Linked DNA regions of Homo sapiens: region 2 is linked to region 1. The links are chromatin contacts, found by Hi-C or POLR2A ChIA-PET in ENCODE. All regions are on one chromosome and are shown on one strand. The core of a region is the stretch at or near the end of the contact, and the rest is flanking DNA. Distances in the headings are between cores, read along the strand shown. Region 1 holds the start of BRD1 (bromodomain containing 1). Region 2 holds the start of SCO2 (synthesis of cytochrome C oxidase 2).

Region 1 (6,619 bases), core at 1,755-4,254:
GGTCTCCCAAAGTGTTGGGATTACAGGCATGAGCCACTGTGCCTGGCCCCATCGTTTTATTTTTCATCTGTTATTTTTCAGGTGAATTTCTTGTAAGAATATTTCACCATATTTATATTCCATTCAGAGAGGTTGTCTTTTAATAGATGCATTTAATCCAATCACATTCCTCTGATTACTCAAATGTTTGAACTTAGTTCTGCCAACTCATATTATGTTCTGTATTTATCATGATTTTATCTTTTACTCATTCCTGTTTTTTTTTTGTTGTTGCTGCTGTCGTTTTTCATTTCGCTTTTTCCTCAGCTGTTCTGAAAGTGGTAAATTCTTTTTCCACCATTCTTGTGGAAACTTTCTGATAGTTAAAACTTTTTTTTTTTGTTTTTTTGAGATGGAGTTTTGCTCTTGTTGCCCAGGCTGGAGTGCAATGGCACCATCTCAGCTCACTGTAACCTCCACCTCCCAGTTTCAACCAATTCTCCTGCCTCAGCCTCCCAAGTAGTGGGATTACAGGCATGCGCCGCCACGCCCGGCTAATTTTTTTTTTTTTGTATTTTTAGTAGAGATGGGGTTTCTCCATGTTGATCAGGCTGGTCTTGAACTCCCGACCTCAGGTAGTCTGCCCGCCTCGGCCTCCCAAAGTGCTGGGATTACAGGTGTGAGCCACCATGCCCAGCTAAAATTTTTAACCTTTTTTTCTATCGATTCTAAAATCCTCGAACCAAACAATACAAGAGCTTTCGTGCACTTTCACTTCCTTCTGCGCCCCGCCTTACCATGTGTCATGTTGAGTTCATCCGGGATTTCTCTCAGGTTGATTTTCTTTTAACGGACCAGACTGATTTACTTGCTGGCATCCACGTCTTACTCTTGGGTCCACTTTTCACTTTGTTAAGGTATTTCTTCTAGTACTTTTACAGACTGCGTGTGTGGTAAATGTGGATGTTAACCGGCGGTGAAGACACCTTTATTTTGCTGTCTCACTGGAACGCTAGTTTCACTGTGTATGAGTTACGGTTCAATTCTCTTAGTATTTTGGCAACCCCTCCTCTGTAGGATGAGTCTGAATTCTAAAGAAGATCCTCTCCGAAGGCCTTCCTGAGTATCCCTGTGACATGCCTACGTTCGAGGCTTTGTTCTTCACTCCTCTGAGCATCACCTGCATTGTCTGAGAGGCCACTGTCCCCGTCTCCTCTTCTGTGAAGGGTTTCGTGTCTTTTCATCTTCTCTTTCATGAGACTGTGTCTTACTTTTGCTCTGTGTTGTGGAGAACCTCCAGCTTGGTTTCCATCTGGCTTCCCTGAGGTGGAGGAGAGAAGCGTTCGGGCTCAGCTTGCTTGTTTGGCCACAGGTAAACAGACATCTGTAGAATGGAGGTGACACGAAGCTCCTGGGTCTGGTGCAGAAGAGGTCAGGGCCCCAGTGGCCTGTACCCCCTAAGCTCAAGGGTGTGTCTGCAGGGAGTCCTAGATCAGGACTGACCACTGGGGCCTTGGCTGGGGTCCTACCTGCCCTTGAGTCGTCACGTCACAACCCACACACTGGGTGCCATGGGCATGAGGACTGGCCAGGAAAAGGCCTGTGGGGCCTGGCCCCTATCAGGGACACTTGGGCGAACAAGGCCACCCCACTCCCAATAAGGTGTTTGGTGCAGTGCCCCGAGCAGTGGGGCCGCTCGGCTGCCCCCGTGGGGACGGTCTGTCCCAGGGTGGACAGCTGCTCTTCCTGAGGGGCCTGCCTGGATGCCACAGGCTGTGCTGCTGGAACCCAGGGATTCCACAGCACCATCGTCCTGATCACAAATTCTCAAGGAAACCAAGGAGCTCCTGCCTCACCTTAAAACATTTGGGATTTAATCTTGGAGTGAAAATTGTTATGACCCCACTGAATTTTAGAGTTTACACAAAAGGCCAAAGTGAAGGCAGAGACTCAGGCCTCTCAACTCCCACCCGCAGGGGCCTTTTCTTGCAACCTTAAAGGGCATCTGCTTCACGCCGGCCTCGGCAGGGCCCTCACACTGGCAGGACTACTTGCACACCGGGCCTGACACTCACTAGGGGAGGCTCCCCAGCCCGGCTGCACCACCCACCTCTACCTAGTCGCGTGTCCCGGCCAGTGCCCTTTCCACTCCCACCCAGTGCCCCCGCAGGGCCCCCTCTGTCCTCTTAGGGACCTCCACTCCCGGACCAATAGCCTCCTGCCTCAGGGCCCCCCACTCATGGGCCAATCGCCCCCTGCCTCAGGCCTCCCCCCACTCGTGGGCCAATCGCCCCCTGCCTCAGGCCCCCACCAACTCGTGGGCCAATCGCCCCCTGCCTCAGGGCCCCCCATTCCTGGGCCAATGGCCTTCTGCCTCAGGGACTCCCACTCTCAGCTGGTCCCCCCCGCCTCAGGGACCCCCACTCCTGGCCGTTCCCCCGTCAGGGCCCCCGACTGGCGGCTGCTCCCCCATCCTGCCTCGGGGCCCCCCACTCCCGGGCCAATGTCCTTCTGCCTCAGGTACCCCCACTCCCGGCCCGTCCCCCCGCCTGTGGGCCCCCCACTCCAGGCCGGTGGTAGCCCCTGCCTCAGAGCCGCCCACTCCTGGGCCATCTCCTGCCTCAGCGACCCCACTCCTGGGCCAATGCCCTTCTGCCTCAGGGACCCCCACTCCCAGCCGGTACCCCCCTGCTTCAAAGCCCCCGACTCCCGGCTGCTCCCCACCTGCCTCGGGGCCCCCCACTCCTAGGCCTACGTCCCCCTGCCTCAGGGCCCCTCATTCTCCATCCTCCTGACCCCCTCAGGGACCTTCTGGCCCGGTCCTCCCTAACTCAAGGGCCCCCACTCTCCATCCTCCCGACCCCCCACTCCCAGCCCGGTCCCCGCCGCCTCAGGGCCCCCTTTGGCCCCCGCTCCTCGCGGCGCCCCCTCCCCCGCGCGCGGCCGAGGCAGCGGAGTCCGCGCGTCATGGCGGCGGCGGGCGGGGCGCGTCTCGCACGCAGCGCGCCGGGCGGAGCGCTCGCCGCATTGTTTGCTTCGCTGGGGAGCGAGCGAGCGACCCGGCCCTGGAGTCCGAGCCAGCCCCGCGTCCCGCGCCCGCCGCCCGCCGCCCGCTCCCGCGCCCGCGCCCGCGCCCGCCGGCCGGGCCCCCCGAGCCGGGCCTCCAGCTGGGCCCCGAGCCCGAGCCCGCGCCGCGCGAGCCGCTGCCCGAGAGTCCGCGGCCGCCGCTGCCGGGCCCGGAGCCGCCGCGGCCGAGAGGGGCCCGCGCCCAGGAGCGGCGGCGGGGCCCGGCCTGCGCGGCCGTTGGCGGAGGAGCCGCGGGCGCCATTAGCACCGCCTCGGCCGCGCCGGCCCCCGCGCCCGCCCGCTTGCCGGGCTCCCGCGGCCGCGGCGCCCCGAAGGTGAGTGGGCGGGGGCCTGGCCGGGGAGGCCTCCCCGCCGCCTCGCGGGCCGCCCGGCCGCCGCCGCCGCCTCGGCCCGGCCTCTCGGGGTTGTGGTGCCGACGCCATGTTTGGCGGCGGCGGCGGCGGCGGCGGCTCCGCATTGTCTGCGGGCCGGGAGCCCGGGATGCCGGGGAGGCCGGGCGGGGAGACCGGGGAGGTCGGGCCGGGCGGCCGGGGAGACGGGCGGGAAGACGGGGAGGCCGGGCGGGGAGACCGGGTAGGTCAGGCCGGGGAGTCGAGGGAGGCCGAGTCGGGCTGTGGGTCTCGGCGGCCTGGGCCGCGGGCGCCTGCCCGGAGTCCGCGCTCGAGTCGGGTCGGGCCTCGGGCAGCCGCCGAGCCGGCCGGGCCGCCCCTTATGTAACAGACAGGCCCGCCGAGCTCTGCCAAGACGGGAACTCCCTGTGAGCAGGGACGCGCCCCGAGATCGCCCAGGAGCCGCGCGGCCTGCGGCGGCCGGGCTTGGGAACCGGCACCGCGGCCTCCCCGGGCGTTTGCAGGGAGACGCCTCGCGACGAACGCGAGGCTTCCCCGGGCCTTTTAAAACGAGTGACACGATTGAGGCGCAGTTCACGGGAAACGCGGCTCTTGTGAGCGGACGCGGGAGTTCTGAGAATCCGTAGCAGCGGGACCCCCTGCCCCGCGGGGTGCGGCCCCGTCTCCCCAGAAAGCGCGGCCGCCCGTGTCTGTTTTTGAGGGTCTGTCGCCAGGTGGTTGTGTAGTTAGTGGAATCGGCGGATGTTTTTGTTTGGCCGGCCCAGCGCCGTCCCGAGTGCTGTGTGCTGCACACAACTTCGCACAGCTCAGCGGCCGCGGCCCCTGTGGCCTTGACCGAGAGGCCCGGCGCGTGGCCGGCTTCTCCCTGGGCGGGCGGTGGGAAGATGGAAGCGGCCGTCTTGTGGGCAGCCTTCCCCGCCTGTGGCCCGCAGGGCTCTTCGATGTACTTAAGGGAATTATTCCTTGAGAAGCTACGTGTGTGCCCCCGCGGATCCCTCCCAGTGGAAATGCTTGTCCCAGTGGAAGGGCCAGGGACAGAACCGGCCCAGGGGGGAAGCGGTGAAGCAGAGGAGGTCGTGGGTCGCCCTGCCCTGCTGAGGGCCTACTTTCCCCGGGTCCCAGTTGCATGTTGAGGGTATGGAGCTGCTGTGGCCGTGAAGCCTTCGGTTCAGTTCTCCCCTTGTAGAAAGTGTTGCGATGAAGAGCTTCACGGCTCCCTGGGAGAGAGTGGGTTTCCAGGGGCTGCTTGTCGTTAGGGCGACTCAGGACTTTGCTGTCGAGGGGAAAATGACAGGTTCGTTTCTGATCTGGTGAGTAACCAACTGTTGCTTCTGCCCCACCTCAGTAATGACGCGTGTCGGCGTCCCGGGTGCACTAGGGTCGCTCTCTGCAGGCTGTGGTGTCACCTCTGCAGGGCTCACGGGGCCGGCTGGGGGGTGGCTGTGCTGACAGCTCCCCAGGAATCCAGGGTTGAGTGGGTACCTGGAGGCCCTGGAGATGCAGGGGGTCTGAGGTTTGGCCGACCACATTTTCTCTCCTATTCCTTTCTGTAGGTAATTGCAATCTAGTTTCAACATACAATGAGGATTTCTGTCTGATACAGAGAAAGATACCCAGTGTCTGGAGGGTCTGTCTTAAGAAGTGCTCTTGAAGTCTGCTGGGATTTCCTTTCGGGACTCACAGAGGGAAGCCTGCTCCCTGAGGGCTTTTTCTCAGGCCCAATAGATCAGGGTAAGGCTGCTGTGGGTGCCCCTGATCCCCCTGGGCCCCGAGGCCAGGCGTCCCTGACGTGGCAGGGCTAGATGCAGAGTATGCCTTGGGCTTCAGCTGAGAATATTTGTTTTGCGAGTCAGTCACTGAAAAATCATTTTGCTTCCTGTCAGTGAAGTGTGGCGCTTTGGAGGGAGGCACTGCCCAGCAGGCGGTGGTCTTCACAGGAGGTGTCCACACACCAGGCACCCTGGGGACAGCTAGGAATAGACGCAGTCCGTGGTGTTGGGACAGCAGAGGCCTCTGCCACGAGGAGCTGGAGGTATGGGAGGCAGCTCACTGGTTTTGCCTACCTCTGGAAAAGCAGATTCTCCTAAGCCTCTGTGGCCAAGTCTTCAGGCACCTGAGCCAGCGCTGGCGACCCTCCTGGTGAGGGTCTCTGCAAGCAGCGAGGGGTTCCTGGGGGTCACCCCTCGCTGTGGAGCCTGAGTGGAGCGTCTGCCTTCACGTGTGCCGGGGAGAACAGAGATTCCCTTTGGCGTCATGCATGTGTCTGGATTCTCTCAGAAAGGAGGAGGACGTGGAAGGAGGAGGACGTGGCCAGCACCATGGTCTCAGTGGGGCTTGAGGAGTGCCCCTGAGGGGAAGGGGCAGGTTGGCTCAGCCTGTGGTGGTTTCCATGGTGGTCACTGCCAAGGCTCTGCAGAAGCGGGGTTGGGGCCTCCCAGGGGCCAAGACTGTCCCCTCAGACCAGTACAGGGCTCCCCTGTTGGTCCCCTGTGCCGTGTTGTGCGTGTGGAGGGCCTGTCTATAGAGGATGGACAGGCTGTGATCTGTCTCCTACCCCTGGCCCCAGCAGGAATGCTGCAAGGACTGTGGTGACTCTGGGCTCATGGGAGTGCTCTCCTGGGAGTAGTGGGGAGGGGAAGAGTGGTTTAGGGGGAGCATCCGATAGGACCAGGTAGCCACTGAGCATGCCTGTCTGGTGGGCATAGCCTCTGTGCCTGGTGGGGTCCAGCCCTGTATGTGGACTTCCTGGGGGACCGCCTGCATGCTGGGAAAGTCCTGCAACTGTGGGCTCTGGGCCGGACCCCTCCTCCTTGGGGAGCGTTGCTGTGGTCTCCGCAGCCTGTTGGTGTGGTCTGAGAGGGGACTGGTGTGTGGTGGTAGGGACGCAGGTGCTCAGGAGGGCTCCTCAGGCTGCCTCTCTGCCTGTTACTGCTGCTCCCTCCCTGGTCCTGGGGACTCGCTCAGGCCTGGATGTGTGGTTTTGGACACCTTGGAAAGAGGTTAGCTGTGAGTTTTGCTTTGATTGGGCTTTGAGCTGCTGAGCTAGATCTGTCCAAGCATGCTTTTGTGGTTTTCTCGAGTCTTTGGTCACCCTGCGTAGAATTACCTTTACTTTTGCCTTCATTTTAGGTAATCATTACCAAATGAGGAGGAAAGGACGATGTCATCGAGGCTCTGCAGCGAGGCATCCTTCTTCCCCATGC
Region 2 (3,062 bases), core at 563-3,062, 700 kb before region 1:
CACCCCCATAATAAGGGACTTGACCCTCAATGCTCAGGGCCCCTGACCCCAAAGTCGGCATCCCCGAACTCTCCCAAGAAGCTCCAGGTTCTCCATTGTCTCCAACCTCCTCTGCCTCCCCCAAAGCCTCCATTCTCAGTAAGAAACTCGTGGAGGGGCTGTCCGCTCTGGTGGTGGACGTTAAGTTCGGAGGGGCCGCCGTCTTCCCCAACCAGGAGCAGGCCCGGGAGCTGGCAAAGACGCTGGTGAGCGGTGTGGCCTTTCCCTGGGCAAGCGTCTTGATGCGGGCCCAGCCTACCCTTCACCCCTCCCGTCCCCACTGCCTCCCTCCACTCAGCAGTCCTGCCTAACCCCAGTCCCACCCTCTTCTGCCCGAAGTCCCTCCCTCCTTCACGGCTTCCTAACCTGCTGTGACTTTAGAGGTCAAGGCTGGCCCGGCCTGGACCTGGGGAAGCCCTCTGTGGCGTTCCTGCCCCAGACCAAGTACAAGTTCCTCCTGGCCCCATGGCGAGGTGTCGCACTTCACTCGTGTCTCTTCCCCACCCCAATCCTTCCCTGACTTCATGCTGGGGGGCTGGCAACCCAGGGTGCAGCAGGGGCTGGAGTTCGACCAAGAACCGGCTGCAGAAGGCCCCGCCATGGGGGGTCCACGCTGAGCCTCCTCTCCGCAGGTTGGCGTGGGAGCCAGCCTAGGGCTTCGGGTCGCGGCAGCGCTGACCGCCATGGACAAGCCCCTGGGTCGCTGCGTGGGCCACGCCCTGGAGGTGGAGGAGGCGCTGCTCTGCATGGACGGCGCAGGCCCGCCAGACTTAAGGGACCTGGTCACCACGCTCGGTGAGGGGGACGGGGTGTAGGGGAGCGGAGGCGGCGGGGGGTGCTTCCCGCTGGGGCCGCCCCGACCCGGCCGCGCCTAAGACCCGTCCCCGCCCGCAGGGGGCGCCCTGCTCTGGCTCAGCGGACACGCGGGGACTCAGGCCCAGGGCGCTGCCCGGGTGGCCGCGGCGCTGGACGACGGCTCGGCCCTTGGCCGCTTCGAGCGGATGCTGGCGGCGCAGGGCGTGGATCCCGGTCTGGCCCGAGCCCTGTGCTCGGGAAGTCCCGCAGAACGCCGGCAGCTGCTGCCTCGCGCCCGGGAGCAGGAGGAGCTGCTGGCGCCCGCAGATGGTGAGCGTCGGGGGAGTCCCCGTCCTTCCGCCTCCGCCATCCCCTTCCCTTCCCGAGGCCCCGCCCCTTCCCGAGCCCGCGCCTCTCAGCCCCTCTCCCCGCAGGCACCGTGGAGCTGGTCCGGGCGCTGCCGCTGGCGCTGGTGCTGCACGAGCTCGGGGCCGGGCGCAGCCGCGCTGGGGAGCCGCTCCGCCTGGGGGTGGGCGCAGAGCTGCTGGTCGACGTGGGTCAGAGGCTGCGCCGTGGTGAGCGCCGCCCCCGCCCTGCTGGCCCCGCACCCCCGCCCAGCTCCGGCCGCGCGGCCTCTAACAGCCCCTCGCTCTGCAGGGACCCCCTGGCTCCGCGTGCACCGGGACGGCCCCGCGCTCAGCGGCCCGCAGAGCCGCGCCCTGCAGGAGGCGCTCGTACTCTCCGACCGCGCGCCATTCGCCGCCCCCTCGCCCTTCGCAGAGCTCGTTCTGCCGCCGCAGCAATAAAGCTCCTTTGCCGCGAAACCTTGTCAGTGCTTGGGCGGGAGCGGAAGGATCCAGGGCTGCGGAGGCGGGGGCCGTCTCGATGAACACGTGACCCCCGGCGGGCTCCGCCTTCCGCGCACGCGCTGAGAGCCTGTCAGCGGCTGCGCCCGTGTGCGCATGCGCAGCTCCGGGGACGCCTGCGCCCTGCCTGTGAGCGTGTGGCGCCCGCTTTCCCTGAGCCGGCGGGGCAGAGCGCAGGGAGCTGGAGGTCGGCGCTTCCTCTCGTGCTTGGTCCACTGACGCGCGGCCCCGCCGCGAGGTGCGGACGCCGGGGCTGGGAGGGGAGGAGGTAGCCCTGAGGACTCGCTGGACTCCGGGGTAGTTTCCCAGCTCCGGCTACTGCGCGGGGCTGGCGGGGCACACCCCAGGGCGCGCTGGAGGCCGGAGCGAGGCTGGGGCGCCCGTGGGAGGCTCCCAGCAGGCACCGGTGTTCTCGCGGCCAAGCACAGTTATAACGCGCTCGCGCGGCGCTTCGAGTGGTCCTGGAACCTTTCTGGCCACGAGGGCGCTGGCCTTGCTGGGGAGGGCACAAACCCAGAACCGCCCGGGCGGGGGTGCAGTGAGTCCTCGGGAGGGTGCCCTCAGCAGGAGGGGGCAGTGACCGGGAGTCCTGAGACCTCCACCTAGCAAACCTTCTGCGGGGGCCCGTGGGAAAGGCTCAAAGGTCACCAACGCAAAGGCAGGGCGTCGGCTGTGAGCCCGGAGGAGCTGCTGGGAAGCCTGGATGTGAGGAGGGTGGGGTTTTGTGGCGGGTGGAAGTGTCGTGCGTCTCTGCCAGGAGAGGTTAAACACAGCCGGCGGGCAGAGTCTGAGCTCCGGGGGTAGGTCGTGCAGGTTTTCTGCTGGGAGTGTGGAGGAAGGCCGCGGTTGGTTGAAGTGGCTGGAGGTAACAGGAAAGTGTTGGAGGAATCGGTTGCTCTCGGGGATTGCAAGCCAGAGAGTTACCCACCTCCTTTTAAGAAATGGGTTTATTGCAAATAGATAACGTGGTTAGTTCAGGCAAGGCATGCACTTGGAATGCTTTCCGTCAGCAAGAGGTTCACCTTGCTGAGGTGCAGGTGCAGGGCAGGGTGCGGTGACAGGCTGGTGATCCCAGGTAGAGGACAGGAGTGACAGGTGTGGTTGCCCAGGTGTGGATGTTTGGTGGAGGTGGAGTTCTGAGCTCAGGTGAGCAGCTGCAAATGCCTGTTAAGCCTGAACGTGGGCTGGGTCCTTCAGATGGGTGGCTGGTCTCAAGTCGCAGGGGCAGCCCAGGCACTGTCCTGGGCCTTCCCTTCTGGCTCCTGACGCCTGTGCTTGTTTCCAGGAGCATCAGATCCATGCTGCTGCTGACTCGGAGCCCCACAGCTTGGCACAGGCTCTCTCAGCTCAAGCCTCGGGTCC

What was found. A loop is a pair of places that touch in the nucleus more often than their neighbours do. ChIA-PET counts read pairs that join two places held with the same protein, here RNA polymerase II (POLR2A). Pooled maps may share reads with other maps.
Region 2: a loop to region 1 is called in a pooled map, with 7 times the contacts of the local background. The contact joins the promoter of SCO2 here to the promoter of BRD1 in region 1. A Hi-C loop is called at or near these places in 1 of 37 single-sample maps with no recorded cell type and 8 of 50 pooled maps. POLR2A ChIA-PET finds 5 or more read pairs at or near these places in 1 of 52 experiments (activated CD4-positive, alpha-beta T cell).

Annotation. Positions count from the first base shown.
Region 1 is chr22:49,824,258-49,830,876 of GRCh38, reverse strand. BRD1 (bromodomain containing 1) reads left to right here and starts at 3,004. Exons shown (of 13, transcript NM_001304808.3): 1 at 3,004-3,380; 2 at 6,546-6,619. The coding sequence starts at 6,560. RefSeq lists silencers at 2,870-2,939, 3,670-3,839 and enhancers at 4,340-4,539, 5,749-6,328.
Region 2 is chr22:50,524,348-50,527,409 of GRCh38, reverse strand. It overlaps SCO2 (synthesis of cytochrome C oxidase 2), which reads left to right and starts at 1,812. Exons shown (of 2, transcript NM_005138.3): 1 at 1,812-1,938; 2 at 2,986-3,062. The coding sequence starts at 2,999. It overlaps NCAPH2 (non-SMC condensin II complex subunit H2), which reads right to left. Exons shown (of 20, transcript NM_152299.4): 20 at 2,630-3,062. TYMP (thymidine phosphorylase) reads left to right here. Exons shown (of 10, transcript NM_001953.5): 6 at 127-245; 7 at 672-834; 8 at 934-1,164; 9 at 1,269-1,409; 10 at 1,492-1,658. The coding sequence ends at 1,640. RefSeq lists enhancers at 1-20, 41-240, 31-602, 411-710 and silencers at 801-1,630, 1,841-2,140.